Regions from separate parts of the Homo sapiens genome. Here region 2 is linked to region 1. The links are chromatin loops, found by intact Hi-C in ENCODE. Cell type or tissue: heart right ventricle. All regions are shown on one strand. Each heading gives the region's core, and the rest is flanking DNA. Links, peaks and the distances in the headings are about the cores only. Region 1 holds the start of LOC124903341 (a long non-coding RNA gene). Region 2 has its middle 10 kb from the start of PCNX1.

Region 1 (15,463 bases), core at 2,414-10,413:
GAGGCCTCAGGAAGCTTCCAATCCTGGCATAAAGCAACGAGGAGCAGGTACGTCACATGGCGAAAGCAGTAACAAGAGAGAGAGTAACGGGGGAGGTGCCACACCCTTTTAAACAATCACATCTCATGAGAACTCACTATCCTGAAGACAGCACCAAGGGGATAGTGCTAAACCATGCATGAAAAATCCGCCCCCATGATCCAATCGCCTCCCACCAGGCCCCACCTCCCACATTGGGGATTACAATTCAACAAGAGATTGGGGCGGGGACAGACGGCCAAACTATGTCACCTTCATTTTACTTTTCTTTTTCCTACAGCAAAAATAACCATGTGATATTTGTGTAATTGTAATAAAGAACTACAAAATCACTTTTATCTTTTTAAATACAAAATTCAAACTAAAATCATTATTGTTAGTTGGAGAGATGGTGGAGGAAGGAAAACAGAAGCTGAGGATGACACTACTAATAAGTAACAATAATGACAATGACTCCTGTTACTTAACGGCTTGCTTAGGTTCACAGTCTTTTTTATTTGCTAGACGCTTTAACGGCTTCTTCCAAGCAAACAAAAGTCTTGGAATCCAAACAGTCCCTTTACTCCTCACCCCTCATACCTCATGGAGGGAAATTCTTGGTTATGTGCAGACACATATGTGGACTAAGTTAGCATGGCTGTGGCACCCCTTACCTGACACGGATTTAGACTTTAGCTTTTCAAACGTTTTGGTCTGTATTTATTTATTTATTGAGACGGAGGCTCACACTGTCACCCAGGCTGGAGTGCAGTGGCGCCATCTCCGCTCACTGCAACCTCCGCCTTCCCAGGTTCAAGCGATTGTCCTGCCTCAACCTCCCGAGTGGCTGGAATTACAGGCGCCCACCCACCACACCCAGCTAATTTTTCTATTTTTAGTAGAGACGGGGTTTCACCATGTGGTCTCGAACTCTTGACCTCAGCTGATCTGCCCGCCTCGGCCTCCCAAAGTGCTGGGATTACAGGCGTGAGCCACAGCGCCCGGCAAACCTTGGTCTTTAAATCACGTTGGCAAGACTGAACTCAAACGTAAGCTCTCTGTTTTGGTTTTGAGAGTTGTGCCTTCTTATCTAAAACAGTAACAATTTAAATATTTTTGTTATTTAAACAAACCAATAAGATCTGAGGAATGAGCAACCGTCACAGTTGTCTGAATAACACATTGCACGGTAGTGGTGGCTGTTTCATAACGGACTTGGCACAGCAGTGCCCTCTTAGAGACAAAGGTGGACCATTGCGCCGCCGTGTGGTATTGAGGGGTATGGCGCCTTCTTCCTTTTATAATTACGCTTTTTCTAGTTAAGAACTAGAATAACCTTCGCGGTCGCTGGGTGGAGCCCTTTCAATTTGTTGTGTGGGCTAACTAAGTGTGGAAACTAAGACTCAGGCAAGTGATGTTACTGGGGCTTGAACCCAAATCTTCACCCTTTGTGCTCCCAGCTTTTCAAGTTAACTCAGGGATGTCTGCACATAGCTGGAGGGAAACGGAGCTGTCTTATGCAAAACTCAATTTCACATTCAAAGAAACTGAAGTGTAGAGAGGATAAGTGACTTGCTAAAAGGTCTGCGCTAATTTGGGGTCCTTCGTTTTTTATTCTACTCATTCGTTTATTCACCAAATATTTATACACGTGTCTACTACATGTCAGGCACCATTCAAGGCACTAGAGATAAAATAGTGAACACAGCAAACAAAAATCCCTTCCTGCAAAAATCCCTTCATCTCTTCCCTTCATAAAGCTCATGTTCTAATGGGGGAAACAAAGTAAGCAACTAAAATATATAATACCAGATTAGAGAGGGGTAAATGCAAAGAAGAAATAAAAGGGAAGGGGGATACGAAATGTTAGGAGGGGCTACTTTTCTGAGTGGCCAGAGAAAACCTCCTTGATAAGGTGACTGGTGACTTTTTTTTTTTTTTTTTTGAGATAGAGTCTCACTCTGTGGCCCAGGCTGCAGTGCAATGTCATGATCTCAGCTCACTGCAACCTCTGCCTGCCAGTTCAAGTGATTTTCCTTCCTCAGCCACCACGTAGCTGAGACTACAGGCACATGCCACCATGCCCAGCTAATTTTTGTATTTTTAGTAGAGACAGGGTTTCACCTTGTTGGCCAGGCTGGTCCTGAACTCCTGACCTCAGGTGATCCACCTGCCTTGGTCTCCCAAAGTGCTGGGATTACAGGTGTGAGCCATGGCACCCGGCCAACAAGGTGACTTTTGAGTAAAAACACCTGAAAGAATTTAGGAAACCAGTCATACAGATACAGGGGAAGAGCATTCAGGCAAACTGCATGGTAGTGCAAAGGCCCTAAGACAGGAAAATGCCTGTGTATTCATGAAAAGATAGCAAACTCAAGGGTAGTAAGAGCTATAAGAGGTAGGGTGGCCTGTTCACATGGGGTCCTTCAGGTCAAAGGAGGACTTTGGTTTTACTTTAAATGAGACAGGCTATTGAAGAGGTTTGTTTTTGTTTTTGTTTTTGTTTTTTTCTGAGACAAGGTCTCACTCTGTTGCCCAGGCTGGAGTGCAATGGCGTGATCTCAGCCCATTACAGCCTCAACCTGCCGGGCTCAAGCGGTTCTCCCACCTTAGCCTCCTGAGTAGCTGGGACTACAGGCATGCGCCATCACACCCAGCTAATTTTTGTTGTTGTCGTTGTTTTGCTTTGTTTTGTTTTTTGTAGAGACAAGGTCCCACTATGTTGCCCAGACTGTCTCGAACCCCTGGGCTCAAGCAATTCTCCTGCTGTGGCCTCCCAAAGTACTGGGATTACAGACGTGAGCTACCATGCCCTGCCACACCGATGATTTCAATGAGCAGAGGAGTGGTGTGGTCTGCCTTTTCAACAAGATCACTCTGGCTACTGGGTTTGCAACAGGCTTCAGAAAGCAAGTGCGGGGACTGTGAGAGGAAGGGACTATTCAGTAAGCCTGTCAAGGGATAACAGCAAATTAGAAAAGGGAGGTGACAATGGGTATGGTCAAAAGTGGCCAGAATTTAGAAATACATTTTGAGGGTAGACCAACCAGGTTTGCTGATGAATCAGAAAGGGAATAAAAGAAAGAGAGGAGTCAAGGATGACATCAAGGTTTTTGGTTTGAGCAACTGGAAGGCTGGCGTTGCCATTAACGGAGAATGTGGGAAAAGCTGGTTTGGGGGCAAATCTCACCAGTTTAATGTTAGACATGATAAGTTTGAGATCACTGTTCTATACCCAAGTGGAGATGTCAAGTGGGCAGTTGATTACATCATCTGGAGTTCATTCAAGAACTGTTAAATGACAACAGTCTAGTCCCTGAGAACCTTAACTCTATAAAATGACTAAGGGCGCAATAATGATTAGAAAACATTCAGACTCAAATAATAAAATACTTTCTCCTTTAACGTGGTTTTCCAGATTTCTACTCAAGGAGACCTTTTAAGTGGCTATTCCTTTCCTAGTTGAAGGCTGTGAATCTTTTGCTCACAGACATGAGACATGAGTCTCCTGACACTGATGAGACCTTTAAGACAGTTGCCTGTTCTCTGGGTTACTGGATGGAGCCCTTTGTGAAGTCAGTGGGAGCCCCAGAGAGAAGCCTGCTTGGCCGGTGGAACATCAGGGAAACTCTCTTGTGCTTTGTGTTTTATGAAAAGTAGGGGAGATTCCAACCTGAAGCCTTCCCATCTTTGCTTCCTGGGGTTTTGTTGATACCCAGGTCAGGTGCAATTGCTTGCAGCTTCATGATGTCTCTTCGTTATCTTATAGTCTGCCCTCTTCCCCAGCTCTGTACATGATGGAATTGCCATTCTTTTGCATGGGTACACTCCTTCCTGGGATGTGGGCAAGGGATGGCAGAGTGACTGACAGCTTATTGAGTACTAGGCAGTAGGTTGGGCACTGATAGACATACCCTCCATTAGTATACGAAGACGAAGCCACCGACCTACCAACTGTACCACTCACTGTAATCACAGCCAACATTTATATACTATTTTAGAGTTCAGAAAACACTTTTACAGACAGGTGCCAGTATACTGACTAAGAGTACATACAGACTCTGAGGCCAGGCACAGTGACCCATGCCTATAATCCCAATGCTTTGGGAGGCAAAACCGGAGGATCACTTGAGGACAGAAGTTCAAGACCAACCTGGGCCACAAAGTGAGTCCCTCCCTGTCTCTACAAAAAATTAAAAACTTTGCCAGATATAGTGGTGCACACCTGTGGTCCCAGCTACCAGGAATTCAAGGTTACAGTGAGCTATGGCACCACTGCGCCACTGCACTTCAGCCTGGGAGAGGGAGTAAGACCTTGTCTATTAAAAAAAAAATACAGACTCTGGAACCAGGTTGCCTGAGTTGAATCTCAGTTCTGTCCAGTTCTGCCATGACTCACTGTGTGGTCTAGGACAATTTACTTAGCCTCTCTGTTAAGTCTTGGTTTCTTCAAGTGCAAAATGGAGATTTTAAATAATCCTAACTACCTCCTAAACTAGCTTAGAGATTAACTGAGATAATACGGAGGCAGCCCTAAGAGCAGTGCCTAGAACATAGTGAGCCCTCAATAAAGGCAGAAGGGATCGTACTACCTGGTTGGGACTTTTTAGCCAATTTTACTAATAAGGAAACGGAAGCCCAGGGAGTTTATTCAGTGTGGCTAAGTACTAAGGAACAGTACTAAGGAACAGAAGCCCAAGACCCAATCAGGGGTTCCTGCTTCTGACTCCAAAGCTTTTCCCACTCAGAATCCACTTCCTTAGGGAGTGTGGGTTTTATGTTAAAACAAGCCAAACTTTCGCACCGGCTCTTCTGGTGTCTCCTAGCTTTGCTTCTGAGAAAGGACAGCTGAGGTTGGAGGGAATAACAGCAAAAATAATTGACATTCTTGGGTCCATCGGTCGGTGTGCCGGGCCTGTGCCAAGGACTTCACCTGCCCTTCCCATTCAATATTCACCAAAAAACCTATGTGCTAGGTACTTTGAATAACCACTTTATATAAAAAGTGGGGTGCAGAGCCACTAAGCAAGCAGGGGTGGCGTGTGTCGGAGCCAGAATCCATTATCGGCTCTCTGATCAGTTTACCCCCAGGAGGACCTTTCCCCGACCCCCTACCCCGCCGGGAGCAGCCTATCTTCGTGCAAAATGCACCGAGCTACATACAGAGGCTGCCTTCCAGGACTCAGCGCGGAGGGTTAGGCTGCCTCGAACCCCATTCTGGTAACTCCATCCCAGCTGGGACGCCGGGCCCTCTCCGCCCCTTGCGGCCCACCCCTCCCCTTCTGCCCCCCAACACGGGGACCGGGCGGGCTCTCGGTCGGCGCCACCGCGCCCCCGCATCAGGATCCTCGGCGCTGACGTTCTCTCCCCAGGGGGAGGAGGGGCCCAGGAAGGGTTAGGTCCGCAGCCAGTGCGGAGAAAGGGCCCTGGGCTCGGCTCCCACGCTCGGGCAGGCCTCCCGCCGGGGGATCGGAGCTGCGGTCACTCGCGGCTTCGGGGCCGTGGCGTCCCGCGCACAGCTTCCGCGCCTCTGCAAGGCGGTGAGTCGTTTCTTCCCGGCACAGGAGGGACAGTTTCCCCACGTGGACGCGGGGCTGGCAGCGGGAGGGGCAATAGCGCTGGCGGAGCTTAGGGTTTCGCGGGAGCAACCAGCGCGCGCCTCTCTCTCTCCCCTCCCCTCGCTCGCGCTCGCTCTCCCCCGCCCTCTGTCTCTCCCCTCTCTCTCTCTCGCTTTCCCCCCACTCTCTTGCTTTCCCCCTTCTCTCTCTCTTCCCCTCTCCTCTCGCTCGCTCCTCGTCTCCCCTGGCTCTCTCGCTCTCCCCTCTCCCCGTCTCCCCACGCTCTGTCTCGCTCTCCCCCGTCTCTCTCCCTCCCCCTCTCCTCCCGCTCTCTCTCGCTCTCCTCTCTCTTCTCCCCGACCCCCTTGCGTTCTCTCTTTTTCTCTCTTCCCTCGCTCTCCCCTCCCCTGCCCCGTCCCTCTCCTCTCCCCTCTCCCCACATCTCTCTCGTTCGCCCCTCTCTCCCCTCTTCGCCCTCTCTCTCTCCTTCCTTCTTCCCACCCTCTCTTCCTCCGTCTCTCCCTCCCCGCCTCCTTTCCTCCTTCCCTTCACCCCCACTTTCCTTCTTCCCTCCTCCTCTCCTCCTCCCCTCCTCCCCTCCTTCCTTCCTCCCCTCCTCCCTTCCTCCGCCCCCTCCTCTTACAGGGAAGGATGCCCTCGGTTTCGCTGCGCTCTCCCAGGAGCGAACTCCCGCAGCCGCTCAGGCCAGCGCCAGAGACCTTGTCCCTACCAAGGCGGGCCGCGCCCCTTGGTGGGCTGGGCTCAGGGAGCGCGCTTTGCACGCTTCAGATGTCTTTGTGGGAAGCCTGGGAGTAGCTAGGTGTGAATGTGCTGCCCTTAATTTAAGCCACCAGTTGTAAATATGTGTTCTAGTGCATATTAATAACTCTCCCTCGACCCACTCGCCTCCTGCCACTCCAGTTGCTCCAACAGGGACCCCCTCTTCCCTTCCCTCGGGCCAGCAGCTCTTCCTGTACAGGAGAAGCGATCTGGGTAGCTCAGGAGCTGCCTGTAGGTCTGCGTATGGCCTGTTTCTCTTTCTTCCCCTCTGTCCCACACTCTCCGCTCACTCCTGTCTCCCTGCTGTCACTCTGCAGCTATGACACTAGATCACTAATAAGGGTAGGTGAGAAGGAAAGGGAAGAGGAAAAGAAAATAACAGCCATTTATTCTGATAAACCCTCAACATGTGACACCTGGGTTCCTTCCAGGCATTTGCTGTGAAAATAGGTGGTCCTGGTTCTCAGTAGTCCCAAAGCCTCTAGTCCGGATGGGGGTAGAATTGCCGCAGATGCGGAATCCACTAACAGTCGAGGAAGCTTATCTTCCTGGAAGCCTTCAGCCTCCCACTCCCACCTCTGCCCCATTCTGTTTGCTTCCTCCCTGTCTCAGCTTCTGCTTCTCTCCTTTTTATAACCTGCTGCTAAGAAAAGTCTGAAAACTTGAATTATAAATACATAATATATCAAGTATTGCCTGAAATAGAGATTTGAAACCTAAAAGGGAGGAAAGAAAAGAAGCATCTTGAATTCTAGGAGAAGCAGTCCTGGGTGCCGCGTCCCCAAGGACTGGCTGCAGCTTCTCTCGGCCGCGGTTGCCTCATTTATAACATGGGGATACCCATCCATACCAACCATGGTGCAGGGGATTGCACCAGATCATTCTCACATCTCTTCCAGCTCTGAAGAAATGGAGGTGAACAGAGGAACAGCCACTCCCAGCAAGCAAGGGAAGAAGAATCTTGAAAGCCTGTGACTTCACAGAGACTTCTTGATTGATGCCCCTGAAATCAGCCTGCCAAGTGTGGCCTCTGCAGCATAAATACAAGGAGTCTGATGACACAAGACGGCGTCTGATGATAGTTCTGTCACCCTCAGCCATATTATAATTCCATGTCCTCGTAGTCACCCTGCCATAATCCCACCATTTCCTGCAAACACAGCTTCTCCTGCCTGATGAAGTCTTACCTATCCTTTAAGACCTAGCTCCGACCGGGTGCAGTGGCTCATGCCTGTAATCCCTGCACTTTGGGAGGCCGAGGCAAGTGAATCACTTGAGCCCAAGGAGTTCTGAGACCAGCATAGGCAATATGGCAAAACCCCAGCTCTACAAAAAAAAAAAAAAAAAAAATTAGTTGGGCATGGTGGTGCACGCCTGTAGTCCCAACTACTTGGGAGGCTGAGGTGGGAGGATTGCTTGAGCCCAGGAGATCAAGACTGCAGTGAGCTGAGATCATGCCACTGCACTCCAGCCTGGGTGACATAGTGAGACACCATCTCAAAAAAAAAAAAAAAAAAAAAAAAGGTCCACACTCTGGGGAGCCTTTCCTGACTATCCTGAGGATACAGGGGATGCTTCCTCTGTGGGTTCCCACAGGATCGACCCACACTTAGATCCCTCACCACTTTACTCTGCCATTTACTCCCCTCCCTTGACCATCAGTCTTTGAGGAAAGGGACTTTGCCTTCTTCATCGTTGCCTGGCACAATTCTTGCTTTTCCTACCTTGAATGAAAAGAGATGATAATCCTATGTAATGACAAATGACTTAGATTTTCTCATTTAACCCTCACACAACTCTGGGAGAATGAACACAGCTGAAGTGGCTTGTCCAGGTCATTTTGTAAGTGGTGGAGCTGTATGATCTTGCCCACTTCAGAGACCATAAGCTCTAGCTTGCAGCTGTCCCTGACTGCCTTCTGCCAGGTGATGGGAAGCTTCTCACAAAGGCAGTGTCTACCTCAGCTTCTTTCTCCTTTCTCTCCCATCAAACTCAAATGTGAGGCAGCTAAGAAAGTTGAGTCAGCTCCTGAGAAAATTCAGGTTTTAATAACCTGCCTTCCTTAGGTGCTTGTCCAACTCCTCTGGCAAGGACCCTTCTTGGAGGGCTGAGATTGTTTTCCTGGAGGCCACCAGACTTCAGGCTTCTAACCTCAGAGCCTGGGTGCTTTGTCTTACAGCATGGTCTTTCTGAGCTGCTGGAGACCTCTCAGGTGTGAACCTAGTCTAAGCCACCATATAACTGGGGTTCCAAAGGCTTATCTCTGTTGTTATGAATCATCCACTGGATACATAGAGGGATGATAACTGGTTGCGGATCATTAGGTTCCTGTCCCTAGAGTTGTGTGTCCCAAAGCAAGCCACTCAGCATTCTGGACCTCAGGTTTTTTTCTGTCTTCCTCTTTCTTTCTTTCTTTCTTTCTCTTTCTTTCTTTCTTTCTTTCTTTCTTTCTTTCTTTCTTTCTTTCTTTTTTCTTTCTCTCTTTCTCTCTCTCTTTCTTTCTCTCTTTCTTTCTTTCTTTCTTTCTCTTTCTTCCTTCCTTCCTTTCTTTCTTTCTTTCTTTCTTTCTTTCTTTCTTTCTTTCTTTCTTTCTTTCTTTCTTTCTTTCTTTCTTTCTTTCTTTCTTTCTTTCTTTCTTTCTTTCTTTCTCTGACAATTTCTCTCTGTCACCCAGGCTGGAGTGCAGTGGCATGATCACTGATCACTGCAGCCTCAATCTCCCAGGCCCAAGGTATCCTCTTGGCTTAGCCTCCCAAGTAGCTGGGACTAGAGGCATGCATCACTATGCCCAGCTTTTTTTTTTTTTTTTTTTTTTTTTAGTAGACACAAGATTTCACAAATGTTGCCCAGGCTGGTCCCAAAGTCCTGAGCTCAAGTGGTCCTCCCTCCTTGGCCTCCCAAAGTGTTGAGATTACAGGCGTGAGCTACCTCGCCCAGCCTGGACCTCAGTTTTCTCATCTGGAAAACAGAAATTCAATTTAAGAAATATCAACTAAGGGAGGCTGAGGCGGGAGAATGGCTTGAACCCTGGAGGCGGAGGTTGCAGTGAGCCAAGATCGTGCCACTGCACTCCAGCCTGGGCAATAGAGTGAGACTCCATCTCAAAAAAAAAAAAAAAGAAAAAGAAAAGAAATATCAATTAAATGCCCATCATGTACAGAGCCCAGAGCTAGGTGCTAGAGATCTAAGTGCAAAGGTAAAAAGATATAATCTACGCCCTCAATAAATGTAAAGGCAAATAGAAGAGATACAATTTTTTTTTTTTTTTTTTTTGAGACAGGGTCTTGCTCTGTCGCCAGGCTGGAGTGCAATGGCACAATCTGGGCTCACTGCAACTTCTGCCTCCCAGGTTCAAGCAATTCTCCTGCCTCAGCCTCCTGAGTAGCTGGGACTACAGATGCATGCCACCACACCCAGCTAATTTTTGTATTTTTAGTAGAGACAGGGTTTCACCATGTTGGCCAGGACGGTCTCGATCTCTTGACCTCGTGATCTGCCCGCCTCAGCCTCCCAAAGTGCTGGGATTACAGGCATGAGCCACCGTGCCCAGCCGAGATAGGAATTTTTAAAAACAGACCCACAGCAAGGTGAAATAAAGTAGATGTGAAGTAAGAATATTAATACCTGTTTTGCCTACCTCATAAGGTTGTGCCAAGAATCAAATGAGATCATGGATAACAAGTATCCTTAAAGCACTATGCAAATGTAAGCAAGTAGTAATTATTATTTGGCTTTGCGGGAGATACCAATTGGGTTGTTTGCCTGAATCTCCCCTTTTTCCCAAGAACTGCTCCTATAGCCAAATCCACATGATAACAGTGGATTGCCAAATCCACATGATAACACCTCCTCAGGTGCCATTTTGGTTGATTGAGCCAGGTGCAGACCCCAGGAATGGGAATGAAGGTGGCTCAGTCTCAGTCACTCTGGGCTCTTGAGCAGAGGAAATACAAACACTGGAGGCTTAGAAAGCTATTTTCTGACTAGGTGGACTGAAAATTTAAAAATACCAAATTGGGCCAGGCACGGTGGCCCACGCCTGTAATCCCAGCACTTTGGGAGGCTGAGGCGGGTGGATCTCCTGAGGTCAGGAGTTCAAGACCAGCCTGGACAACATGGTGAAACCCCATCTGTACTAAAAACACAAAAAATTAGCCAGGCATGGTAGCGGGCACCTGTGATTCCAGCTACTCGGGAGGCTGAGGCAGGAGAATCTCTTGAACCCTGGAAGGTGGAGGTTTCAGTGAGCTGAGATCATGCCACTACACTCCAGCCTGGGCAACAAGAGTAAAACTCCGTCTCAAAAAAAAAAAAGAAAAGAAAAAAAAAACCCAAACTGCATCCAGAGAAAGCATGTAGACGTTCAGAGAGGAATGAAAACAAGAGGCTCCCTGTCATTCAGGCCTTGGTTCCCATCTGTCCCTGCCTGCTGTAAACAATATCCCACCAAGGGCCAGCTTTTGCTAAAGATAGCTCTGGTGGGCTTCAATCACCATTAAACAGTTCCTAAACTAATTCTGCTAAGGCTAATGTAGAGCAGAAGACTCCCTTGGCCCATGTAACAGCTGTGTCATCATTCATTTACTCATCCCATCAGTCAATGAATATCATTGAATGCCAGCTGTTTACAAGCTTGTAAGAAGAGGAAGAAAAAACATTGGCTGCAGTCTTTAAAATATAAACCAGCCACTGGATGTCAGCCTTCTGGCCAACTGGCTCTCAATGCTCCTGAAATTTCCCAGTTGTGCCCTGGGAGCATTTTGGAGGTATCTGACATAGCTGCCACTCACAGCTCTTTCTGAGAAGTTCTAGAGCCTTGGACACCATGGTGTTTTCCCATCAGCCTTCCTCCTCTGGTAACAGCCGCTAAACCCCACTCACACACACACTTTCGGGGAGCTGCCTCACCTGCTTCCATGTTCTTCTGGTGAGACTTTAATCACATGACCCCTCCCCTGAGCATAGACAGGGTGGACTTAGGGCCTAAACTGAGCAACAGAATCACTTTCTGGGGACTTTGAACTTTGAGCTGAGACACAAATGCAGAGGGCAGTTGGAGCCGGGCCATGCCACCGCAGCACCACATAGAAAAGCTTCAGCCCTGCTGAGATCACGGTGCCTGGTCCCTGGGTTCAGTTATTCCTTTAAATCTGTAGCCACCCCGGATTTTCATCTCTTACAAAATAAATATCTTTTGAACCAAATTAGCCAATCAAGTATTTGTAACCAAAGAGTTCGGGCACATCTGCTCTCTGCTTTTTCAGATAAAAGCTCATGGATGAGTGAAGAAAAAGAAGAAAAGGATAAAATAGAGAAGTTGTGTTGTGTCCCCTGCTCAAGCCTGCAGCACAGCCTAGCTCCTAGTTTAAGACCCTTTAATGAATCTATATTTACCATCAGGTTTTTATTTATGGAAATCTACACAAGGCATTTGGATGAAGGCTGATGCTTATTTCAGGAAAGCAAGTCTGTGGTTTCAACAAAACCTCTGTTAGCTCCCTCCACACCTGTTCGCTCTTCTGCCAAACTACCTATTGCTCATTTCTAAAGCAAAAAATAAAATCAGGAATCGGATTCCAAAGCAGGACAAAAGTGGTGATTAAAGAGACAGGCTAGAGCCAGGTGGGTCATGCCTATAATCCCAGCACTTCCGGAGACTGAGGGAGGAGGATTGCTTGAGGCCAGGAGTTTGAGACCAGCCTGGCAACATAGTAAGACCCCATCCCTAATTTTAAAAAATAAAAATAAAGAGGCCTATATTTTTTGTTATAAATTTTCTTTCTTTTCTTTTTTTTTTTTTTTTTTAGATAGAGTCTCACTTTGTTGCCCAGGCTGGAGTGCTGTGGCGCAATCTTGGCTCACTGCAACCTCTGCCTCCTGGGTTCAAGTGATTCTCCTGCCTCAGCCTCCCGAGTAGCTGGGATTACGTTATAAATTTTCTTAATGAGCATTATGTATTTCTAGTCAACACAGGTCCCTCTTGAAAATATCTTCCTAATATCATAGAAGTTGCCCCCCAAAGTAATACTGATAGAATCATAAATAATAGGCCAGTAATACAGCTAACTAATAGCAGATCTAGGACCAGAACTCAGGTCTTAGTATCACTAAATCAGAGTTCTTTCCACCATTCCATGCCTCCTTTCACAATAGAATTTGCCTAAATATTATTTCAAAATGTCTTCATTATAAGAATTTTATTTATCTACATATATCAGTGTTTCTTTGAACAATAAATATTTGACAAAGAATCTAGATACAGAAACTTTAAGTATTTATTTCCACTACTAGTCAAGATCTATAAAGTATGCAGATTATATATCACTAGGGATGGAGAATCCAAATAACACAATTAAATGCACATCCAAATATTAACTAAATATTATTCATCAGAGAGAAAAGAGTCAGGGAGTGAGAGACAGAGAAAGAGGTTGTCTCTCCCCCACTGTTCATTACGCCAGAGTTTTAGCCCCTGGGCGTTATAATGGTCTTACCACACCTGTACGGGCCTCAGCTTCTAAAGTTTCATCAGGCCGAATGTCGTGGCTCACGCTTGTAATCCCAGCATTTTTGGGAGGCCGAGGTGGGTGGATCACCTGAGGCCAGGAGTTCAAGACCAGTCTGGCCAACATGGCAAAACCCCGTCTCTATGAAAAATACAAAAATTAGCCAGGCATGGTGGTGCACACCTATCCCAGCTACTCGGGAGGCTGAGGCATGAGAATTGCTTGAACCTGGAAGGCAGAGGCTGCAGTGAGCTTAGATCTCACCACTGCACTCCAGCCTGGGTGGCAGAGCGAGACCCTGTCTCAAAAAATTTTTAAAAAAGTTTCATCAGTGTGTCACACTCATATACACAGGTATTGTTTCCAAAGCTCATTCAAAAAGTGCTAGGTAACTAGGCCAGGAAAGGTTTCCAGCCTAACATACTCTGCCCATTCCAGCCTTTCCAATATGATAACCTAAGTGCTGGTGTTCAGACAAATTGCCATTTCGGTCAACTCTTGTCATCAACTTAAGTTGCCCCTTGGGGAGGCTTAATGTCCCTTTCTGCCTTCTGGACTTGGTTGGGATCATCTTAGGCATTGGAAGTATCAAATAATGTTAAACCTCGAGAGATGTAGCTTGGGTATTAGGTCCCTTTCATTTAAGTAGGGTCCTTGGCCCCCAAAACACGTTTCTCCAACCTCTTTGGAAGTCAGCTACATACCAGGGATTAGACCAAACCTTAGCCATAAAACTGGCCCTGTTTGCTTCATTCCTCTGGGAAGATGGACCACCACTTGCTTTAACTTCGCATAGTTAAAGAGCCAACTCAGACAATTCTTGCCAAACAAGATCTGCCCCCACGGTCTTTTGCCATACACATCCTAGACACTGCCTTCAGCAGTGTCAGAACTTTGAACCTCTTTTAAAGGGCAGCTTCTCTCTCTAATGAAATAGTCAATTTTTTTTACCTTGTTTTACCTTGTTTGGGCCTTTCTACCCAAGAATCAGCAGTTTAATAGTTTCCTCATTCATCATACCTGTAGAGCACTGCACTAGGAGAAAAAGAAATAAGATACAGGATTTCCCAAATGAAGAGGATAAAGGCCAAGGCAAGGCTGCAGCAGCAATCTCAGCTGTCCTGTGCCAAAGATGACAGGACCACTGGGAGAGAAAAAGGCGAACAGGGACGGACAAGAGAGAAGAGGCAGTAATCAGTAGTCTGAAGACTGCTGGAGAACAACTTGACATTGTGTATTTAAGGACAGCCTCAACAAAGAAACCTTATTAGCCAGAGCTATCAAAATAGACCCACTTACTAAATATGTTTCCAAACTCTTCACTCCCACTCAACTGCATATAGAAACATCCTACAAAAATAATTTTTTCAACACACCCCTTTGAAATACATGGTAACGTTCCCGTTTGAAGAGCAAAATGATTGTGGTGCAGATGGTAAGTGCCCATTATTACAGGGCAAGGTGGTGAAAACATCAGAAATGGGTTCTTAGGTGCTTGCTGGGAACTGCCTTAGATTTCACACACTTAGGTGAGTGTTGCAGTGATCTATGACTACCTAACAAGCTCCTCCAGAACTCAGCCACTTAAAACAACAACCATTTATTTGTTAAGGATTCTGCAGTTGGGGCTGTGCTTACCTGGGCAGTTCTTCTGCTGGTCTCACCTGGAGTTACTCGTGAGTTTGAAGTCATCTGGCGAATTGACTGGAGCAGAATGATCTAAGATGACCTCACTAACAGGACTGGGGCCTGAGTGCTAGCTGTCAGCTCTTCCTCTCAGCTGATGTCATTCAGTAGCCTCGTGCTGCAGGAGCATGCTATGAGGGTTCTGGTGGAAGCTGCAAGGTTTCTCAGGCCTAGTTTCCCTTTCTCCTTCCACTCCTCCTCTCCTTCTTCCTCCTGCTCTCCTTTTATCCCTGGAGCACACTCAGAGGAAAGGCCACATGAAGACAAAGTGGCCATCTGCAAGCCAGGAAGAGGGCCCTCACCGGAGCCAGAACCTGATCAGAACCTTGGTGTGGGACTTTCTGACCTCCAGAACTGTGAAAAAATACATTCCTGTTGTTTAAGCCAGAGACTCTGTGGCATTTTGTTGTGGCACCTGAGCAAACTAATAGAGGTTGTTTACAGTTCTGGGGCTATTGCAAATGAAACTGCAATGAACATTTGTATACAAGTCTCTTGTGTGGAGATATGCTTTCATTTCTCTTGAGTAAATACCTAGAAATGGAATGGCTGGGTTACATAGTACATGTATGTTTCCCTTTTAAAGAAACTGTCAAAACTATTTTCCAAAGCAGCTGTACCATTTTGGATTCCCATCAGCGTCATATGTGACTTCCAGTTGCTTTACATCACAGGGTCTGGTAAATGTTTTTAATTTTAACCACTCTGGTGAATGCATAAGGGTATCTCATTGTGGTTTTAATTTGCATTTCCCTAATGACTAATTTTTTGTTGTTATTGAGACAGGGTCTCTCTCTGTTGCCCAGGCTTGAGTGAAATGGTGCCATCACAGCTCACTGCAGACTCAGCCTCCTGGGCTCAGGTGATCCTCCCACCTCAGCCTCCTGAGTAGCTGGTACTGCAGGTACACGCCAC
Region 2 (15,463 bases), core at 4,337-12,336, 75 kb after region 1:
AGAAAGAGGCAGACCAAAGAAGCAGACTGGCCAGCCAGTGCCAGGTAGGGTGTGAGATTAACTACAGGTGGGTGGAGCACAGCCCACGCACTACAGAGGTCTGGGCAGTCATGAAATCCAAAGGGGCTGCTCAGGATAGTGGGTAGCAGGGACTGCACCTTCGAGGGTGAGGTTCAGAGGCAGGATTTGGGTTTCTTTTTTTTTTTTAAAGGATTAGCAAGAGAAAGCGCACAATCTAGAACAAATGAGATATCAACAAGAGTCACTGAAAAGGGACCTACGGACAGGCTGTTAGGGACTTGATCTTCAGGAATAAGACTGGCTACTAGAATCAAAGAAAAGGTTTGTGTAGGTCCAGTAGCAAGGCTGATTTGATGCTATCATGCTGAGAAACTCATACTCTGCTTTTCATTTTTGCGTTTTTAGTACCTCTAAAGCTTTTTACATTCTCCCCAACTATAGAGATACTCTAGGGCCTAAGTTGATCCTAGCCGGGCTAATCACCAAATCACAGAATTTGGCAGATGATTTCAAGAAGTTTAAAATGAGTCCCGTCCTCAAAGTGTTTATAATCTATTTGAGAAGAAAAGGTCAGCACACATGAGACAGAAATATGTCTACTGTGTCCATTTACTGTGTTATGTACAAGTCATAGGTATTAAGAAAAATAAAAATTAGTAAGTGCTGGAGAGGTCAAGGAAGGCTTCACCGAAGAGGGATGATTTGAGGGTTTAAATTTTTTCTGAGACAGGGTTTCACTCCATCGCCCAAGCTGTAATGCAGTGGTGTAATCACGGTTCACTGCAGCCTTGACCTCTCAAGATCAGTTGATCCTCCCGCCTCAGCCTCCTGGGTAGCCCCAGCTGGGATTGCAGATGCACACCACCATGCCCAGTTCATTTTTTATATTTTTTGTAGAGACAGGGTTTTGCCATGTTGCCCAGGCTGGTCTCGAACTCCTGAGCCCAAGGGATCTGCCCACCTGAACCTCTCAAAATGTTGGGATTACAGGCATTAGCCGCTGCACCTGGCCTGGCTTGAAGTTTTTTAAGTGAAGAAAAGCAGAATTGGGGCCCTGGGGGTGGGAGATGTTCATGGGGGTGGAGAGAAGAGAGTCAGAAATATCCTGAGATATTTTTCTCATCATTTTTACCCCAACAGGAATAGTTGAGCCTCTCAGTTCTGCAGGGGAAGCTGGTAGTGGAGCCACTAGTGAGCACTTATAAAGTAGATGATAAAGAAAGGAAGTGGAGTTTGCTTGATAAGAGAAGAACATGATTAGAATGGTTGTGTTGGTAGCTCCTGGACTCTTTCTCTGCGGCTATTTCAGTCCCCTAGCTAATCTGGCCCTGACTTATAGTAGTGCCAACTTCAAGCCTTCAGGGCATTTTATACAGCTTCCTGTCTATGCTTCCCACCCTTATCACTCCCTCCCCTTGTTTTCCTTCCATTTTTTTAAATGACTATTATTGAATCAAATTTTCCTATTAATTAAAACCCTTGGGATCTTGGAACCTTAGTCAACTTTCCCCTCGTATATGACATAATGATGTACATTGTGTTTCAATGGCTCTGGACACCATCGCTGATAGAATAGGTCACCTGTTTAGCGTAGTCAGGATGAATGTTGCCATCAAGATGACTGCTCTATATTGAAGAGTCTGAGTCAACTCAGCATATCCAACTATCTTCGTGACTTTTTTTTTTAAAAGAGTTTTAATGTATTCCTTTAGTACTGGCAGTTGCTTTTCCCAGTCTGCTGCTGCTGAAGAAATTCCTAATGGTTAATGTCAGATCCCAGGATACTGGCCTATAATGCTGAGAAAGGAAATAGTGTCAGAGAATCTTGGTTTTTAGCTGCTGTTTTACTCTGCAGGAGCAGAGAGAAATAGGAGCAGGGGTAATTTCTTTCCTTTAGCAGCTGCTGAAGTAGACCTGATATTTGGGTTGGAAAAGTATATCAACTCACCTCAATTTAGAGAAATTATTTTTTAACCTTAAGAAATTAACGTATGTATTGCATCACTGAGGAGGCTCTTCTGTGGGCTTGTAGCAGGAAAAATCTAGACACTCTATGGGGCTATGCTACAGACATGGTGGCCCATGCAAGGAACTGGCAGCTGTGGGAGACAATGACAATGATTGACACTTGCCTGGCAATTTACAGCATACTGTTTCAAACCTGATTTAATTCTCTCAGTAAGCCTGAGATAAAGGGGTCATTTTATGCATTCCACAGATGAGGAAATAGACTTGCTTTCTTAAGCAACAGGTAGTGAGTTACAATCCAGAAATGAACACAGTCTCTCTGAATCCCAATCCTACACCCTTCCCAGTAAACAGGTTCTATTCCACTGTATGGCATTCAGTTGTGAGACGTTTCACACAAGAATTCGTCATTAACAAAAGAATTATATTTGATGGTGATAATTTAGAATCATAAGTCAAGAGTCTCTCATTTTCTTGTATTGAAGTGCATTTTTTTTTTTTTTTGAGATGGAGTCTTGCTCTGTTGCCCAGGCTGGAGTGCAGTGGCACGATCTCGGCTCACTGCAACCTCCACCTCCCAGGTTCAAGTGATACTTTTGCCTCAGCTCCCCCTCAGAACTGGTAGCTGGGATTACAGGCATGCACCACCAAGCCTGGCTGATTTTTGTATGTTCAGTAGAGATGGGGATTTGCCATGTTGGCCAGGCTGGTCTTGAACTCCTGATCTCAGGGGATCCACCTGCCTCGGCCTCCGAAAGTGCTTAGATTACAGGTGAGAGCCACCGCGCCTGGCCTGAAGTGCATTTTTTGAGCAGAAAGAATAGGTCAAATTGCAGCAAGCTATCTGGGGAATCACACACATCAGTTATATCTGTGCAGTAGCACTAAAAGACCATGGCTGGTGGAGATAATAATAGTTTTTGTGATTATAAGTTATTGCCTTGCTTTCCTCCCTGGAAAATACTGGGTTTCACCAAAGTTTGAATCTGAGTTTTCCTATGACAGTGTGCCTGCTTGTGTGAATATCATCCATTTTGAGTATCTCCAAAAGACATCAGTGGAGAATGTGGCTCATCGTGCAGCCTTCCTGATAGATCTGACTATGGTAGTGCACATACTACATTTAAGCCCTGCTGTGTATCAAAGCTGGGTACTCAACCCTAACACATACCCTTCACTTATAATGAAACTTCTAATGGACTCTTGCTTATAGGGAAAGCTTGTATAACCAACTCTCAATTTTTATGTGTATGTAAGGTCAAAACTGCAGTGTTCTGTTAATGGTGATACCACTACAATGTCTGTAGATATAGGCAATAGAAAACTGAAGCACTCTTATGACACAAATACAGTGTAAACATTCTTGAAAAACTGGGAATTTGCTGCAGCATCACTCCTAGCCACTCCCCAGAAATTTGGAGGTTGGACAACCTAGTGTGATAGTAGAAACACTTGAAATGTTTGGGAGTCATTTTTACACAAACTTGTGCTGTTGCTTTTTTTTAAGGTTAAAAAAGGCATGTTTTGATGCAAGAACACAGGATATGAGTTCGCACTAAATAAAGATCTACATCTACACAATAGGTTTCAATGACGGGGAGGAGAAGAGATTTTTATCTTCCATGAGATACTCAGCAGTATCCGGAGACCTTCTTGATTTTCCCAACTTAGAGTGTTAAAGCTATTGGCATCTAGTGGGTAGAGGCTAGAGATGCTGTTGCTGTTAAACATCCTACAATGCCCAGCCTTTATCCCTGCAGTAAAGAATTATTCACCCCAAAATGTTAACAGGGCTGAGGTTAACGAAGCCCTAATCTATACTGACACTAAAATGTTAAGCACTTTGGTAGAAATTGTTATCTGATGCAGCTGAGCAAACTGCAATGGGGTTCTACAGAAGGGAAAAAAAGAGGGTTACTATAACCAGATATCCCCATGTCCTCAGATTCTGGGAGACAGTTTTGTTGTTGTTGTTGTTGTGGTTGTGGTGGTGGTTTTTGAGACGGAGTCTCGCTCTGTTGCTCAGGCTGGAGTGCAGTGGTGCGATTTCGGCTCACTGCAACCTCTGCCTCCCGTGTTCAAGCAATTCTCCTGTCTCCGCCTCCCGAGTAGCTGGAATTACAGGCATATGCCACTACGCCCGGCTAATTTTTGTATTTTTAGTAGAGATGGGGTTTCACCATGTTGGCCAGGCTGGTCTCAAACTCCTGACCTCAGGCGATCCCGCCCACCTCGGCCTCCCATAGTGCTGAGATGACAGGCATGAGCCTCTGCACCCAACCTGGGAGACAGTTTTGTTCAAGTCCCCCAGCCCGTGGTAGAAAGTTACTTACAATATTTCCTGTAGGTTTTTGGGTGACTTTGTTTTAGTTGTGGGCTGAGAGACTCTGCTTGATTCACTGCTACTGCCTGTTCCAAACTGCTGCTTTCAGCCCCTGCCTCTGCTGCCCTCCCCCCGACTCCCTGGACCATTCTGTTTCACTTTGGATATGATTTTTCTTTCTTCCTCCCTGAAAAATCCCTCTTACATATGCTTATTGTGGGTTGCAAACCATTGCTGATAGGTCAGGGTTGTTTTTTAATTTCTCAAGTCTTCCTCAGCAAAGGAAATTTCCTGCTGCCCTTGAACTTGTGTAGGATTTAGCTGGCCCATGGAGTGGCCAGAGTTCTCTACCCTCTTATATCTCAATCTTCTTTTTTAGATCCTTAGGCTATCTCTCTGAGCAGCCAGCTAAAACCCCACAAATTCCTATTTCTTTCTCATACAAACTAATTTAGCCTTCTTTGTTTCGCTCTCTTCTTGCTCGGCCCTGGGTGGAGTGGGAGTGGGATTACTGAAATAGGAACATCAAAGCATTTTTCTAACAAACAACAGCAATCAGAAAAACAACTTATATCCCAGGAGATAAATTATGCCACTCTTCTAGAAGGCAAAATGTAAGTACTTGTTTTACATATAATTTATTTTCTTCCCAAGACACTGGGGAGAAACAATGTAGTGTAGCTGTTGTGAGCAGTGGGCACTGGAGTTAGACCACTTGGGGTTTGAGTCTTGGTTCCATCACCTGTTATCCCCATGACCATGGGCAAGTTACTTGACCTATCTGTTGCCCCTTAGTTCCCTCACTATTACAATGGGGAAAATAGAAGTACCTACCTTAGAGAACTATTGTGAGAATTTTTAAAAGGCAATGATGTGAAGTGCCTTCATTCAGTGGCTGACACATGGTGGCTGCTCGACAGTGAGTACTAAAGAGTGGGATGTGTAAGCAGACTGCCCACATAGAGAAAGAGCATGCAATGAGCACATTCCAACACACAGGGGTGAGTGTATTAAGCTACAGGGTTCAAAGAAGACAAAGAGCTTCCTCTCTTAAAAAAAAATCCCAGGCTCCTGGGAAAGACAGAAAAGTAAACAAATAACTATAATGCAATGTGACAGTGCTATAGCAGAGGTCTGTTTGTACTTGTCAAAAGATTTCTACTCAGCAGTGACCATGACATCCTGTTGTTGTGGCGTTAGTTTCTATCCCACTAGAGAGTCACAATGCATATTGCATTCTCCTTGCAGTGAAAGGTAGTTAAGTAGAGTGTTTCCGAGTGTTTGGATTTGGCCAGTCCCACTGCCAAAATCCACAGCTTAAGGAACAGAGATGTGTCTCTGTTTGTCTTTGCTGGTGGGCTCCCGTATCCTGTATAGTCTTAAAGGGGGCTTCATTCCCCATGGTGGGCTTCTTCTTGATTAAGACTCTGGGGCTTGCCGGGTAAGGTGGCTCACGCCTGTAATCCCAGCACTTTGGGAGGCCGACACGGGCAGATCGCTTGAGGCCAGGAGTTCGAGACCAGCCTGGCTAACGTGGCGAAACCCTGCCTCTACTAAAAATACAAAAATTAGCCAGGCATGGTGATGCATGCCTGTAATTCCAGCTACTCGGGAGGCTGAGCCAGGAGAATCTCTTGAACCTGGGAGGTGGAGGTTGCAGTGAGCTGAGACTGCGCCACTGCCTTCCAGCCTCGGTGAAAGAGCAAGACTGCCTCCAGCAACAACAAAAGACTCTGGGGCTCAGCAGAGTCTTAGAATGCAACCAAGGACAAACTACCTCCCCCAATCCTATAGGACCTGAGTAAGCACGTTTCCAAAAAGCAATGATTATTAAAATGCAACAAGCATTATTCTTTGTGTGATTTCAAGACCTTTTTACCCTATCCTTTCCCCAACCTCTAAAATATATCATGGCCTACAGTAACTTACAGAAACTCGGTGAGTAACTGTTTTGCTAATTAAAGTCGATGAATACTTAGATTTTTAAAACAACTGTAGAGAATGTTGGCAAAACCTTGAGTGTCACAAAGCAAGAAGCAGCCATCATCATGGAACAGTGTAAAATGAAAGTCAATCAAATGAGAAAAATATCAAAGTTGAATTTATTCCTTACACCTGACCTGGATAAAGTCCAAGTAGATATTAATATTTAAATTCATAAAATGATATCATCATGGTATTAGAAGAAACTAAAAGAGAGTTATTCACCTTAAAGTGGAGAAGGCATTTCTAATGATGACATTAAATCCAGAATTATACAAGAAAAGATTAATACATTCAATCTTTCAACATCAAAATTTTCTGCATAGAAAAAGCCATAAACATAGCCAAAAAATGACAAATTGCAAAAATATGCCTAGCTCTATTATAGACCAAAGACCAACTTCCCTAACATATAATGAGCTTCTACAAATAAGAAAGCAAAGACCTACAATGCAATAGAAAAATGGACAAAGACACCAACAGTGACTAGATAAAGAAAATGTGCTATGTATACACCATGGAATACTACACAGCCACGAAAAAGAATGAAATCATGTCCTTTTAAGCAACATGGATACAGCTGCCAACTAATGCAGAAACAGAACACCAAATACCACATATTCTCACTTATAAGTGGGAGCTAAACATTGAGTACACATGGACATAAAGACAAGAACTATAGACACTGGGGACTATAAGGGGGGAAGGAAGGAAGAGGGGCAAGTGTTGCAAAACTATTGGGTACTATGCTCACTACCTGGGTGACAGGCTCAATCATATACCAAACTGCAGTAACAGGAAATATATTCTTGTAACAAACCTGCACATGTACCCCCTGAATCTGAAATAAGAGTTAAAATTTAAAAAAAGAAAAGAAAAATGGGCAGAGAATATGAACAGGCAAGACCTGAGGAAAAAAAGTACACATGACTCCTAGGCACATGCAAGTGGCTCAGCCTCACTCACAATAGAGAAATTCAAATTAAAGCTACATGGAGACATCGTTTTTCAATTATCAAATTACCAAAGATCCAAAAATCTGACAACATGCTTTGTTGATGACGGTGTTCTGAAACAGGCATTCAACATCTATTCTTCCTCTCTGATTCCTGACACAGTCCAGTTTTATGTAGGCATTTATCCCTCCCAGCATATCCCCTAAGCCTCAGTTCACATTTGGGACTGACTGATCTAAGGGTAATTCCATTCCCCTGGGCAGTAATTGGTTCAGGAACCCAGGCTAGAATGAGTCAGTGTATGGCAGTGCCCTGAGGACAGGGATTAACTCAAGAATAGGGATGTAACCAAAAGTATGTTGGAAGTTCCTGGGAGGGAAATTTCCTTGCTCTTAGGTGAACTTCTAATTGATGGCATCGCTATGTGAAACCTGTAATGGCTATAGCCATTTTGCCTCCATGAGAGAAGCCACCCAAGGCCAAAGCCAACACACATAGGTCATCACAGGGCATTGCAGAGAGAGAGATCCAGAGCCACGAAATTCAGCTGCTCCTGAAGCCTGCTTGCCTCCTGGACTTCCAGTTGTATGAAGTGATCATTTTCCTTATTGTCGATGTGAGTTTGTATAGAATTTTCTGTTACTTGAAACTGCAGGCTAGTAGCCATGTAGCACAGAGAATGTTTCCAAGAATCTAAGTGAAACACATGGGTAAGTCAGAAGGAAAAAATGTCTCTGAAGTTTCTCAGACTTAGCAAACTGCCAAAGCACATGGCATGTGTTGATATAAAAACTTTCCAAATCAGGCTCTGAACTCCAATTAGAATATAGTACAGAAGCAGAGGGAGGAAGGGCTGGAGAGACCAGGACAAAAGTTATCACACATTTACACTGGTTGTGATTGGGCAGTGGGCCTATTAACAAAGCTTTCTCTCTCTTTCCTATATTTTCTCAGATAAAAATACCATGAATGTGTTACTTTTAGGATGAAAAACTAAATACAAAAGACCAATTGGATGTAAAATGGTGGAGAGGCTGGCCCAAGCAAACTCTCAATAAGTTGTCAGGTTTTCAAAATACAAGTCCAAAGGAAGAGTGGATAGATAAATAAATACATGCTCATAAAACCTCTGCATAAATTAGAGATTAGGAAATTTAAGAATTCCTAGTAAACTCGAGGCTATTAGGACTGAGGGATTTAAAACAAAACCCAAAAAGCAAATTTAGAATACAGTTGTCATGTTTAAAGCAGAGCTCATTTTTCTGTTCTTCAGACCATGATTTTTCACAATATTTTTGAGGTGTCATATTTCTAATCACCCCTCATAAGGAATTTGTTTTCATTTCCTAGTCATTCCACAGGCTGAGGGTCACTACATAATTCAGGTTGGGAGGCTGTCTCATCATCTTCTGGATCAAAAAGAATCCTGAAGTGGATGATGGGATTTTTCCCCCTTATTTATTTTCTGACAATCCTGAGAAGTAGAGGGAAGATGAGGATTCCATAAAGGAGACTCAAGTCTAGGGTAATTAGAGAGGAGGAAACCAGGAAGAAGGAGCAGTGACCTGGAAGCAAAGAGATTAAATAAGCCGGGGACTGAAAAATGCCTGCTGGATATGGCAACTAGGAAATCATTGATGATGTGGGCAGAAGCAGGGATGACAGCGAAGGTCAAGGCAGGTGAAAGACACTGTTTCACTCTTAAGAAAGTTGGCTGTGAGGGAGAGGAGGAAGTAGCCCTGAGGATAAGAGTGCCTGTTTCTGGGCTGGAGGAAAGTGCCAGCAGAAAGGAAAAGCTGGTGGTACCTGAGGGACCAAGGTTAACAAACCCAGTAGGGTTTAGGTGGTGGGGTGGAGAGCACAGGTGAAGCCATTTTCTTAGGCAGAACAACACCTTAAAAGGAAAAAAGAAAACAAAGGATGACTGTACATATGAATAAATTTATAAGTTGGGGGGGCAGGAAACTGAGGAATTACTGTCTGATACCCTCTATGTTTTCTGTGGGAGAGAGGGTGGTGTGGGTTGTATGAAAGACGTTGGTGAGATTTTAAAAGTCATTAATAAAGACACAAGAAGTGCTGAGTGAGAACTGGAGAACTGCCAGGAGGACTCCAGGTAACAGTTAGGGTCACAACCTGGAAAGTGCTAGCCTGCATGCTGGTGGCAGAGAAAGCAAATCCATCCAGTGCCATGGTTTTGGCCGATGGCAAGGTTGGGGAGAAAAGAGTGAAAAATCACTAGCTGTGGAATGATTGAATTGCAAAACTATGAGATCCACCATGGATGAGGAAATGAGGGAGGAGAAGAGGTGGTGGTGGTGATGGTAGGAAGTTCAGAGGAAAAAAAGAGGAAAGAAGTGTTTAAAAAGGAAAGGCCAAGGACAGTGCTTCTCAATACCAGTTTGCAGAAGAATAAAGAAGCTTGTTAAAAATGCACGTCTCCAGGCTCCATGTGAGAGATTTCAATTTAGCAAGTCTTGGGTACAAGATAGGAATCGGCTTTCTCCACCAGGTTATTACTTTTTAAAAATTGGTAACACAGGCCACGAGCAGTGGCTCAGGCCTGTAATCCCAGTACTTTGGGAGGCCAAGGTGGCCAGATCATTTGAGGTCAGGAGTTTGAGACCAGGCTGGCCAACATGGTGAAACCCTGATTCTACTAAAATTAGCTGGGTGTGGTGGTGCCTGCCTGTAACCCCAGCTACTCGAGAGGCTGAGGCACAAGAATGGCTTGAACCCAGGAGGCGGAGATTGAGGGGTCTGACACTGCACTCCAGCCTGGGTGACAGGGTGAGACTGTGTCTCAAAAGAAAAAAAAAAAAGGATAACATGTGCATAATGTAAAATTCATTAAGAGAAAAGATATACAATCAAAAGTAAGGTCTCTCACCCCTGTGGCAATTCCTGCTGCCATTTTCTCACATGTTCTGCTAGGGACATTCAGTACACAGATAATCACATAAAATACATTCTTTTCTCTTATGACAAGTGCTGTTATATACTTTTTTCCACATATATATATATATATATATATATATATTTTTTTTTTTTTTTTTTTTTTTTTGAGACAGGATCTCACTTTGTCACCCAGGCTTGGGTGCAGTGGCATGATCTCAGCTCACTGCAGTCTGGACCTCTTGGGCTCACATGATCCTTGCACCTCAGCCACCCAGGTAGCTGGGACTGCAGGCATGCACCATGACACCCAGCTAATTTTTTGTATTTTTTTTTTTTTGGTAGGGATGTGGTTTCACCATGTTGTCCAGGCTGGTCTTGAACTCCTGAGCTCAAGCGATCTGCCTGCCTCAGCCTCCCAGAGTGCTAGGATTACAGGCGTGAGCCACGGCACCCAGCCACTTCACCATATATTTTAAAGATCAATCCTTATTAGTTCATTAAAAGATACTTCAGTATTCTATTGGCTGCTTGGAATTCTATCTTTTAATATCAAAAGATAGAAAACAATAGATGTTTATACTAATTCTTTATTTCAGAGATACCCAACACTGAGGGAGTTTTTCAGTACCCTATGTATAAAGCACCATAACTTAGATTATATGTTTGTTTCTTTGTTTTTGGAGATATTGTCTCATTATGTTGCCTCGGCTGGTCTCACCTTCCTGGGCTCAAGTGATCATGCCGTCTCAACCTCCCAAGTAGCTGGAATATCAGCGTGCACCATGGCACCTGGCTCTAGGATTATGTTTTTTTTTTTTTTTTTTTTTGAGATGGAGTCTTGCTCTGTCACCCAGGCTGGAGTGCAGTGGCACGATCTCGGCTCACTGCAAGCTCCGCCTCCTGGGTTCATGCCATTCTCCTGCCTCAGTCTCCCGAGTAGCTGGGACTACAGGCATGTGCCACTATGCCCAGCTAATTTTTTGTATTTTTAATAGAGATGGGGTTTCACCGTGTTAGCCAGGATAGTCTCAATCTCCTGACCTCGTGATCCGCCCGTCTTGGCCTCCCAAAGTGCTGGGATTACAGGCGTGAGCCACCGCACCTGGCTGGGATTCTGTGTTTAATAGAAGATTTTGACTTGGGGTCATTCATGGACTATATACACATTGAGAAACACTTGTCATAGGACCTAAAAATATAATGAGTTTACAGGAAGGAAATGTTGAGAGAAACGGAGCAAGAAAACTGGAGGAACAGGGAGGTTTTACTTTGTGTCCTGATCTTTACTGATTTGAGAGATTTTATACTGATATGTATCACCCTCCTATGATGTATATACAAAACATATTATTTGTACATAATTAGAAAATACTTATGTATATTAACAGCCACTGAATCCTGGTGACAGTAGGTGAGGCAAAACAAAACAAAAACCCAGCTAAAAATCAAAAACCCCAAACAGACAAAAAAAAAAACTAATAAGAAATATGTTCCCATGTGCTGTCAAGGTTTCCATAAAGAAAGCAGTGAAAAATCTCCAAGGGAAAGATCTTTTTATGATGTCATTGGAATGTTATTTTTGTCATTAGAAAAAAGCTCCAGCCATCAAAATGAAATGCAATGAGTCTGCAACCTTGAATTCCCCAGGACTCTTCAATTCTGCTCGGATTCCTTGACTAGGGGCTAGGACTAATTTAGAAAGTAGCAGAAGGTGGATTAAAACACAGATTCATCTGATTCCAGCCCCCAGGCCCTTTCCATTATGAACACCACCTTCTCACCAAGGAATGTTCCTGGTGTTCCTTGCCAGAGGAGCCAGACATCTGGCCTCCAAAGGTGACAACTCTCACTTCTACTTAGCTACAGGGAGGCGCTCTGGATGACACTGGTAGCTACTAATACAGGGGGTGAACTCTTCAGAGAATCATCCAGCCACATCAGTTGGCCTAGTAGGTCCTGTTGGAATTATGCTACCCCAGCTGAAATAGAAAGATAAACAAGGCTGGGAGCACTGGCTCACGCCTATAATCCCACCACCTTGAGAGGCTGAGGCAGGCAGATCACTTGAGGTCAGGAGTTTGAGGCCACCCTGGCCAACATGGTGAAACCCCGTCTCCACCAAAAAATACAAAAATTAGCTGGGCGTAGTGGTGCTCTCCTGTAGTCCCAGCTACTCAGGAGTCTGAGACGTGAGAATCATTTGAACCCAGGAGGCGGAGGTTGCAGAGTTGAGATCGCGCCACTGCACTCCAGCCTAGGTGACGGAGTGAGAACCTGTCTCAAAAAAAAAAAAAAAAAGATAAACAAGCTCTTTCATATGATATAGTGAAGCACATTAGACATCAGACTGACATAGAAGAATCTTTTAATGTCAAAAGATGAAAAACAATTCATGTGTATATTATTTTTAATTTAGGGATTCACAATATCTGGGGAGTTTCGCAGTATCTTGCATGCTTTCCCTTTCCTTTCATTGCCCTGCTCCCAAAGTGTGGTAAGTTTAAGAAAAGTGAATTGGTTTTTTGAGACATGACAGAAGACACTCTCAGGATGACACAAAACCATAACAAGAATTACTAAAGTAGTTGGTGTCACTAAAAACATATTTTAAATTACTCATATGGAGTTGACATTTAAAAAAAGGAGATTGGGTTGAGATTTCCAAGAAGAATCATCTCCTAGTTAGTAAGAAAGTCTTTTATTTTCACTTGTTTAGCTTCATATCCAGATGATGGTATTTTATAATTATATTATGTGAGATTTGGGAAGTTTCCATTTGATATTTATTTTCCTGATGTGATCTAAAGCAGTACACAGCAAATGGCTAAAAGAGATCCACAGAAGAATTCTGGGGCACTTCTTTTTTTTCTTTTCTTTCCTTTTTTTTTTTTTTTTTTTTTGTGACAGGGTCTAAGTCTGTCACTGAAGCTGGAGTGTGCAATCACAGCTCACTGCATCCTTGACCTCCCAGGCTCAGGTGATCCTCCTGCTTTAGCATCCTGCGTAGCTGAGACCACAAGCTTGCGCCACCATGCCCAGCTAATTTTTGTATTTTTTGTAGAGATGGGGTTTCGCCATGTTGCCCAGGCTGGTCTCGTACTCCTGGGCTCAAGTGATCTTCTCAGCTAGGCTTTCCAAAGTGTTGGGATTATAGGTGTGAGTCACCACGCCCAGCCTTCTCTTCCAAATTCTCTTCACCTTCATTTCATATTATTTTTTCCTTCCTTGAACTGCTATTCTAAGCTGGTGAAATGCTTTGAAATGTTGAAGAATTACCAAATGAATGATGAAACAGATTAGGCCGGGCACGGTAGCTCACGCCTATAATCCTAGCACTTTGGGAGGCCGAGGCGGGTGGATCACCTGAGGTCAGAAGTTCAAGACCAGCCTAGTCAACATGGTGAAACCCTGTCTCTACTAAAAATACAAAAATTAGCTGGGCGTGGTGGCGCGTGCCTGTAATCCCAGCTATTCAGGAGGCTGAGGCAGGAGAATCGCTTGAACCCGGGAAGTGGAGGTTGCAGTGAGTCGAGATTGCGCCATTGCACTCCAGCCTGGGCAACAAGAGCAAGACTCCATCTCAAAAAAAAAAAAAAGAAAAGAAAAAAAGAAAAAACAGATTAAAATCTCTAATTGGAAAGCCATTGGTTTCTGTGCTTTGTTTAATCAATGTATATGAACTGAGTGTTAATTGATGCTAACAGCTTTCTCTGCTAGGCCCTGTGGAACATGCTGAGAAGTGCCTTGCCCTCAAGGAATGTACAGTTTAGATGGAGGGATTTGAAGTAGCACATAATTAAACGCTAAATGAGTGGAACATGTGAGTGCTCTAGGCTGTTCAAAAAATAGAAGAATGGGTTTGGAGTAGACGTAGTGGATTTTAGCAGGCAGGTGGAGGGGTAATGTTTTCTAAGTAAGGCAAATGGTGTCAGTAAAAGCACAGAGGCAGAAATTAATAAATGAGTGGGCTGATAAACATAAATAGTTATACTGATATTCACCAATAAAAAGGGTTCATGCTGGGGAGTAGCGGCAGTTAAGTTGGAGAAAATAGTGATTCAGGTTGCTGGGGTCTTTGCCCGGCTAAGGAGTATCCCTTTAGTCCTGAAGGGAATTAAAGGCTTTTAAGAAAAGTGGATTAGGGAGATTAATTTGTTAGTGGAAGGTAGAATGGTTTAGAAGAGGAGAAATTGGTGGTAATAGCAGACTGCTGGGTACGACTTGATGAGGGGATTCTCCAGAACGGTTGATCTGGCAACGTAAGGGAAGGGTTGAGCAGGAGAAAGCCTGTGGAGACTAGACACTGGGGAAGGATATATGAGGTTCCAAGTCTGAGTGAGCTGGAAAATGTTGGTTTCACGAAGACAAAGAAGAGGCGCAGGACTGGGGGAAGACATGGATACTTACTGCGTCTGGATCATTGGCAGGACATGTGGGCCATAATGTCTAAAACAGATAATTGCCACACAAAAATGGATCAGAGCTGCAGTTTGCATGACTCTGCTCCAAGGTGGGCTTGGGTGGGGTTATTAGATTTCGTACATTCAGCTTTGTCCTTTTCAGGCAGGAGACAGCATCTGCTGTCGAGTACTCTCAGTCCCCAGGAGGCCTATGAGCTAGTCAGAAAATATAATTTTAATAGGATTAGCTGAGAGATGAGCAAATGTCAAATGGTGATTTGGTAGTATGTCATGGCTGCTAACTTTGACATGCTAAGTGTAACATTATTAATGGCTTCTATGCATGGCTAAGAGGGTTAACACTTAGCAAAATTAGTTCCCTGGATTTTTGTCCTGCTGTTATATTTTATGGGCATGATGGAGTGTGCTACCTTGAGTAAACCATTTAACCTCTCTCTGCCTTAGCTTCTAGTTTATAAAATAGGAAGCTTGTTGTGGCAGGCAGTATTCACAAACATTTTGAGAGCTACAGAGAGCGCTGTAGGATTGTCTTTCTCCCCGCCCCCTCATTCCCCCCCATCCACCCCGTCCCAATGACTGAGTCAGTCATTTGGAAAGGTCAGCTTTTTCACTGGATACTCTCAATTGCTACTCCCTAAGTCAGTTAATTAGTATTTTTCTAAAATGCTCCTACCAGTCCAGAGCTGAAAGATGTAGTCTCTAACTGCTGTTTCTACTCTCTGGGCCTGCCAATCCTGCTAACCCCTTTTCACCCAATGGCTATTGCCATGTGACTCACACCTCAGGTTCTGGGATCAATCCCAGTCATTTTGGAGGGCAACTAGAGCTTTATATTAACACTCTGGGACTTCAACATAAGGCAACCATGCTCAGTGTGAAGTTTGGTCCTAGTT

What was found. A loop is a pair of places that touch in the nucleus more often than their neighbours do. Peaks named below come from ENCODE experiments on the same cell type or tissue, not always from the same donor. Only the 100,000 strongest peaks of a DNase experiment are listed, where the experiment ranks them.
Region 2: it touches region 1 in a loop (3-fold over the local background); 63 of 110 quality-filtered maps call a loop at or near these places.

What each region holds. Positions count from the first base shown.
Region 1 is chr14:70,816,565-70,832,027 of GRCh38, forward strand. It overlaps LOC124903341 (a long non-coding RNA gene), which reads left to right and starts at 5,309. Exons shown (of 2, transcript XR_007064246.1): 1 at 5,309-5,558; 2 at 7,256-7,420. RefSeq lists an enhancer at 1,168-1,462 and a silencer at 5,229-5,428. In heart right ventricle, for the core only: no CTCF peak of the experiment used is centred there; DNase peaks (open chromatin) are centred at 5,405 and 5,611; H3K4me3 peaks cover 1,865 bases; H3K27ac peaks cover 1,870 bases.
Region 2 is chr14:70,889,688-70,905,150 of GRCh38, forward strand. No RefSeq gene overlaps it. Among named protein-coding and RNA genes, the nearest start is that of PCNX1, 10 kb to the right of the region's middle. RefSeq lists an enhancer at 4,411-4,570. In heart right ventricle, for the core only: no CTCF peak of the experiment used is centred there; no DNase peak of the experiment used is centred there.